Linked DNA regions of Homo sapiens: region 1 is linked to region 2. The links are chromatin contacts, found by Hi-C or POLR2A ChIA-PET in ENCODE. All regions are on one chromosome and are shown on one strand. Each heading gives the region's core, a stretch centred on a gene start or an enhancer-like site at or near the end of the contact. The rest is flanking DNA. Distances are from core to core; before and after follow the strand shown.

Region 1 (2,700 bases), core at 38-2,537, 170 kb after region 2:
CTAATGCCATTCATGAAGGCTCCACATTCATGACCTAATTGTCTCCCAACATCTCCAACTCTTAATACAGCTCTTTCTCCGTATCCACAGGGGATTGGTTCCAGGAGCCCTGTAGATTCCAAAGTCTGTGAATGCTCAAGTCCCTTATGTAAAATGGCATACTTCCAACCTGAGCATCATAGTGAGACCCCACCTCCTCAAAAAAAATACATGCCTGGCGGCACATGCCTGTAGTCCCAACTACTCAGGAGGCTGAGGTGGGAGGATTGTTTGAGCCCAGGAATTCCAGGCTGCAGTGAGCTATGATCATGCCGTTGCACTATAGCCTGGGCAACAGAGCAAGACACTGACTCTGAAAAAAAAAGTGTACTATTTACATATAACCTATGTACATCCTCTCATATACTTAAATCATCTCTAGATTTCTTACAATACCTAATACAATGTAAATGTTATGTAAATGTTATGTAGTTGTTAAACTGTATGGTCTTTTATTTTTATTATTTTGTATTATTATATTGTTATTATTTATTTATTCATTTATTGAATATTTTCAATCCATGGTTGTTTGAATCTATGGATGTGGAACCCATGGATATGAAGGGCTGATTGTATTATCCCCTTGGGGGTTAGGATTTCACCATAGGAATTTTGAGGGGCACACAAACATCCAGACCATAGCAAAAGAGATAAGAAACCTAGGTTAGTGACCAGGGAGGGCTGCTAGGATGAGCCTTGATGAAAGATCTTTCATCAGGAGGATCCTGGGCATGTGGCTGGGAAGGGTCCTGGGCATGTGGCTGGGAAGACCCTTCAAAGGGGAGGGCACAGTGGGTGCAAAGTTGGAAGTGAAAGAATACCATGAGCGAAGAAAGCATCAAATTGGCAGTGTTGCTGGATGTGTTAGTTTCCTGTGGCTACCAAAACAAATTACCACAAACTGGGTGGCTTAAAACAACAGAAATATATTTCTCCCAGTTCAGGAAGGCAGAAGTCAGAAATCAAGGTTGGCAGGGTTGTTCCTTCCAGAGGCTGTCAGGGAGAAATCATCCCTTTCCTCTCTCCTAGCTTCTGGTAGTTGCTGGCAAACCTTGGCGTCCCTTGGTTTGCAGATGCATCAGCTGCTTCTTAGAATGCCCTGGAGGACATGCCCCAGTAGTTAGCAGCTTTCTATAGAATGTGGTACATAATACTTCTTTGTCTTTAGTTTTGGACCCAAGTCATAAGAAAAGTTCCAGTCAACACCCTATTACGTAATCAGTAGAACCAACAGATGAGAAGAGAAACCAAAATTATTGGTAGGCTATTGACATACATGGCAGATGCGCAATCTAAAAAAATGTATCCCAAATTTGGGTTAAATAATCAATAATCTGTGCCTGTGTCTTCACATGGTGTTCTCCTCCAAGTCTCTGTCTTTTTTTTCCTGTCTCTTACAAGGACACTCTAGTTGGATTTAGGAGCCTCCTTAATCTGATGCCATCACATCTTGGTCCTTAACTTAATTAGATCTACAAAGACTCTTTTTTCAATGAGGTCACATTCTGAGATTTCAGAATAAATCTGAAATAAATGGACATAAATGTTTGGAGGTTGGGTGGAGGACACTATTCAACCCAGTCCTCTGGAGTTGGCATGACCAGCTCTGATGCCCTGGAGACTCAGTTGAGTGTGGCAGCAGAAAAGAAATGTTATCCTGGAAAGAGTGAAGACTCTAAAAGAAGCTGCTTGGAAAGTCAGAGGTACAAAGAAAGGAGTAATAGGCAAAGAGAATAGAGTGGATGGGTGTAAGAGCACAGGAAAGAGACAGTGGATGGAGACCCGGGATATAAACGGTGAGAGTGTGGGAGTTTTAAAGAGAATGAGACCACAAATATGGGGAAAGGAGGAGGTATTTCTGTCTAGGTTTCTGGGGACTGGTTTGATTAGAAAGGAATGAGACTAAACTACAGGGAGTAAAAGACCTGAGGGGATTTCTAAAACCACAGGGACTTTCTGAGAGTTTCAATTACGGTTAGTTTATGAGGAATCTCAACATCATCTAGTCCAAATGTGAAGTAGTGTTTATTTTTCTCAGTCATTCCATCAACTGGATTCTGAAATTCCCCTCTTGTCACTCCTTAGTGATATCTTGAGCAGATTTAATACTTCTGCAGTCCTTTTGAGATACTGATACTCCAATCTAGTTTAAAATTCTAAATCTCCATCTTCATCTAAAACTCATCTTCTTTCTGCATGTCACAGGCTAGGTCTGTAGCTCAACCTTGGCATATATTTTGGAGGTAGGCATGGTTTATCTGAGATACACTCTTCTTGCCCCTCCCTCTCCCAGATCTAGCTCCCTGAAGTGGAGATCAAGGATGAGTGGTAAGAAGGCAGATATCCTTTTCTATAATTGTGTCGATTAAGGTACAGTCTAAGCTGCAGGACTGGGAGACCTCAAATACAGAGGCTTAAATAAGATTGAGGTTTATTTCTTTCTCATATAATAGAAAAAAGTATAGCTAAGAGGTCTAGAATAGGTAAGCTGTCTCTATTCCACAAAATCATTCAAGGGCTCAGGATGACCAGATGTCTCTGTTTCCTATAGCTCTGGTCTTATCCTATGGCCTCCATTCTCCCTTGCATGGAGCCACAGGAGCTGATGAAGCCCTCCTGTGCCTTTTTGTGTGTGTGTGGCCCATGGGATGCTGAGGTGGA
Region 2 (2,700 bases), core at 201-2,700:
TGTATGATTTCCCAAGACTCTTTCCTTCTTTACCAGGCAAGGCTGTGTTAGCCATTTCAGTAGGCAGAACAAGTGGTTGCCTCCAGGTTTCAGTAAAGTTGCAATTCATTCTTTTGACTAGGTATTTGTTGCAGATATTTTTGAGAGCAGTTTCATATCAAGTGTTATCATTGATACCTTAGTAATAAAGCCCTTTGTGCAGTGGTTAATAACATAATCAATACTGTTTATTTGTAGAATAACCATTTTCAGAGCATTTTCACTAGATTCTTAAACTGTGTAAACAGGATATATGCTATTTTTATTTTGTAGATAAAAATCCCCTGAGACTTAGAGAGGTTAAGTGTTTATCCAAAGCTGCACAGCTAGTAAAATGTCAGAACTAAGATGTAGGGTATTTAGTTTTGAAAATTCTATTATTTAAAGTAAATGTGTGTTATTTATAAATAGTGTATAGTTCTGAGTTTCTTGACCCATTTTCCCATATGAAAAGCTATAAGCAAAGAGAGATAGAAGTGAGCTAGAAAAAATGTCTAGAAGGAGACCAGTAGTGGGGAGTCAAATTAAATTCTTACAAATATCTGCCCAAATGACAGACTTAGTGATTTTCAAAGGCTTGCAAATCCAAGCATACAAAGTAATAAAAAATGTCACACTACTTAGCACATTAAATGTTATTGAATATTAAACATACATTGAATATTCTTCACATCATATCTATGTATATAATAAGATAAAAATATACTTTTCTGTGTATAAGAGCTGTCGCTTTCCTTTTTTTTTTTTTTTTTTTTTTTTTTTTTTTTTTTTTTTTTTTTGAGATGGAGTCTCACTCTTTCGTCCAGGCTGGAGTGCAGTGGCATGATCTCGGCTCACTGCAACCTCCACCTCCTGGGTTCAAGCGATTCTTTTGCCTCAGCCTCCTGAGTAGCTGGGACTACAGGCATGCACCACCACGCCCAGCTAATTTTTGTATTTTTTAGTAGAGATGGGGTTTCACCATATTGGCCAGGCTGGGTTCGAACTCCTGACTTCGTGATCTCCCTGCCTCAGCCTCCCAAAGTGCTGGGATTACAGGCGTGAACCACCGTGCCTGGCCATGAATGGCTCCATTCTTTTTGGTAATCCTTTGAACCAACATGGGGAATATATGTTAACAATGCGCTTGTTTATCATCTAAATACTTCATTTCTTTTCTGGGAATAGGTCATAGAGACAAACCTACATCTGTTCTCTTAAGAGGAAGTGATTCGGAGAAACTGAGAGCATTGAATGTGCAGGTTCTTTCAGGTAAGTTCTGTGGCATGTAAACAAAACAGCACTCAGGAAATTCCAAAGCTGCATGGTTTCACTACACAGTAAACTCAAGATCTGAGATCTGAGCTTATGTAAATTAGCCTTGTATCTGGAATAACAGAGCTGTGGGCAAATGAAATCCAGTTTAATATGTCTTATTATCAGGGGACAGTAGCAATCTAAACTATCTCCTTAAATAATGGAAAGTTTGCTTAATTGGCAAGAAGAAATTCATGTGAGTAGGCAGAGGAGAGAAAGCAATAGGGATAAGACTTAGATTTATTTTTAAATGAGACAAGATACCATTATTCCCCAGAATTGCAAGAAGTAATTGCAGAGTGGGCATGGCTTTCGCTGGAGCCTTCCCTTAGCAGAGGGTGTCATTGTGTAAAGAGAACTTCTAATAGCCCCAATTAAAAAGCCCCCTGTCCTCTCCTGAGAAACAGAAATGGAATAAGGGAATTCTAATTAGAGCAGTGATGGGGGCTGTTAGCACAGATGTTGTGGTTCAATCCCTTTCTTCTAATTGTGAAGCCTCCTTTTGGATTCAAGCTGTCAAATCACGTTAAAAAGAGAAAGAGAGAGAATGTGACATGGACGAAGCCCTCTTCTTTAGCAGAGAGAAATAATATCCTTGACCGTGAAAACCACAGAATTATGAGTGCTGTTACCAAAGCTCCTTGTACACAGCCAGCGAGTAGGTGCCTTCGTACTTTGTGAGAAGTTAGAAAAAAAAGGAAGCTTCAAGTCTGGCATGTAAACAGTTTTCAAAAATGGGAGGATGCCGAGCAAACCTCCAGTCCCCCACCCTACAGCTGCATCAGTAGCGACATAGAGATTTGCACCGCATTTCACTGGGGACTTTGTTCACTGGGGGCTTTTGTTAGCCATTTAAATTAGCAGATACACGGAACCCTAGCTTGAGTGCACCTAAGGAGCTCAAATATTTTAAAAATTTAGGCTTTCTACCCAGCATTAGCAGTGAAAGTATTAAGCTATGACTGATAATAAGCATTAGCTAAATAATCATTTGACACCAGTTAAATGTGGGGTAAGTTGGTGGAAATTTTGTCCAGTCAATGAAAATCTTATTTGATTAATAAATTAAAAGCTATAACGTTGTTTTCAATGGCAAAATTAATTTTTAAAAGGCAAAAATGGCATTTTTCCCTGGGCTCCCCTCTTACTCAGTACATGTGTCCAAATATGAGGACAGTTTTAACACAGTTCTGTGGGGCTTTTTGGTCACCTTAGGAATTCTGGTCGTTTCTGTTTTCAAGTCGTAATTTTGAGCACTGCTGTCTTGTCTGAGAAAAAGTCTATAGTTCCCCCGTCAACCCATATAGTCGAGGGAATCACAAATTTTAAGTACTAGCTAACCACAAGACTAACCTCGCAAAGTTG

Evidence for each region. Hi-C counts contacts between places; a loop is a spot of excess contacts on that map. ChIA-PET counts read pairs that join two places held with the same protein, here RNA polymerase II (POLR2A). Pooled maps may share reads with other maps.
Region 1: a loop to region 2 is called in a pooled map, with 3 times the contacts of the local background. The contact joins two enhancer-like sites. A Hi-C loop is called at or near these places in 2 of 50 pooled maps. POLR2A ChIA-PET finds 5 or more read pairs at or near these places in 2 of 52 experiments (IMR-90 and PC-9).

What each region holds. Positions count from the first base shown.
Region 1 is chr4:38,819,023-38,821,722 of GRCh38, reverse strand. No RefSeq gene overlaps it. Among named protein-coding and RNA genes, the nearest start is that of TLR1, 16 kb to the right of the region's middle. RefSeq lists an enhancer at 1,991-2,110. Within about 2 kb of position 1,287, at least 4 of the 41 ENCODE cell types and tissues checked have a DNase peak (open chromatin) inside an H3K27ac peak, as active enhancers do.
Region 2 is chr4:38,984,926-38,987,625 of GRCh38, reverse strand. TMEM156 (transmembrane protein 156) reads left to right here. Exons shown (of 7, transcript NM_024943.3): 5 at 1,207-1,290. Among named protein-coding and RNA genes, the nearest start is that of TMEM156, 46 kb to the left of the region's middle. Within about 2 kb of position 1,450, at least 2 of the 41 ENCODE cell types and tissues checked have a DNase peak (open chromatin) inside an H3K27ac peak, as active enhancers do.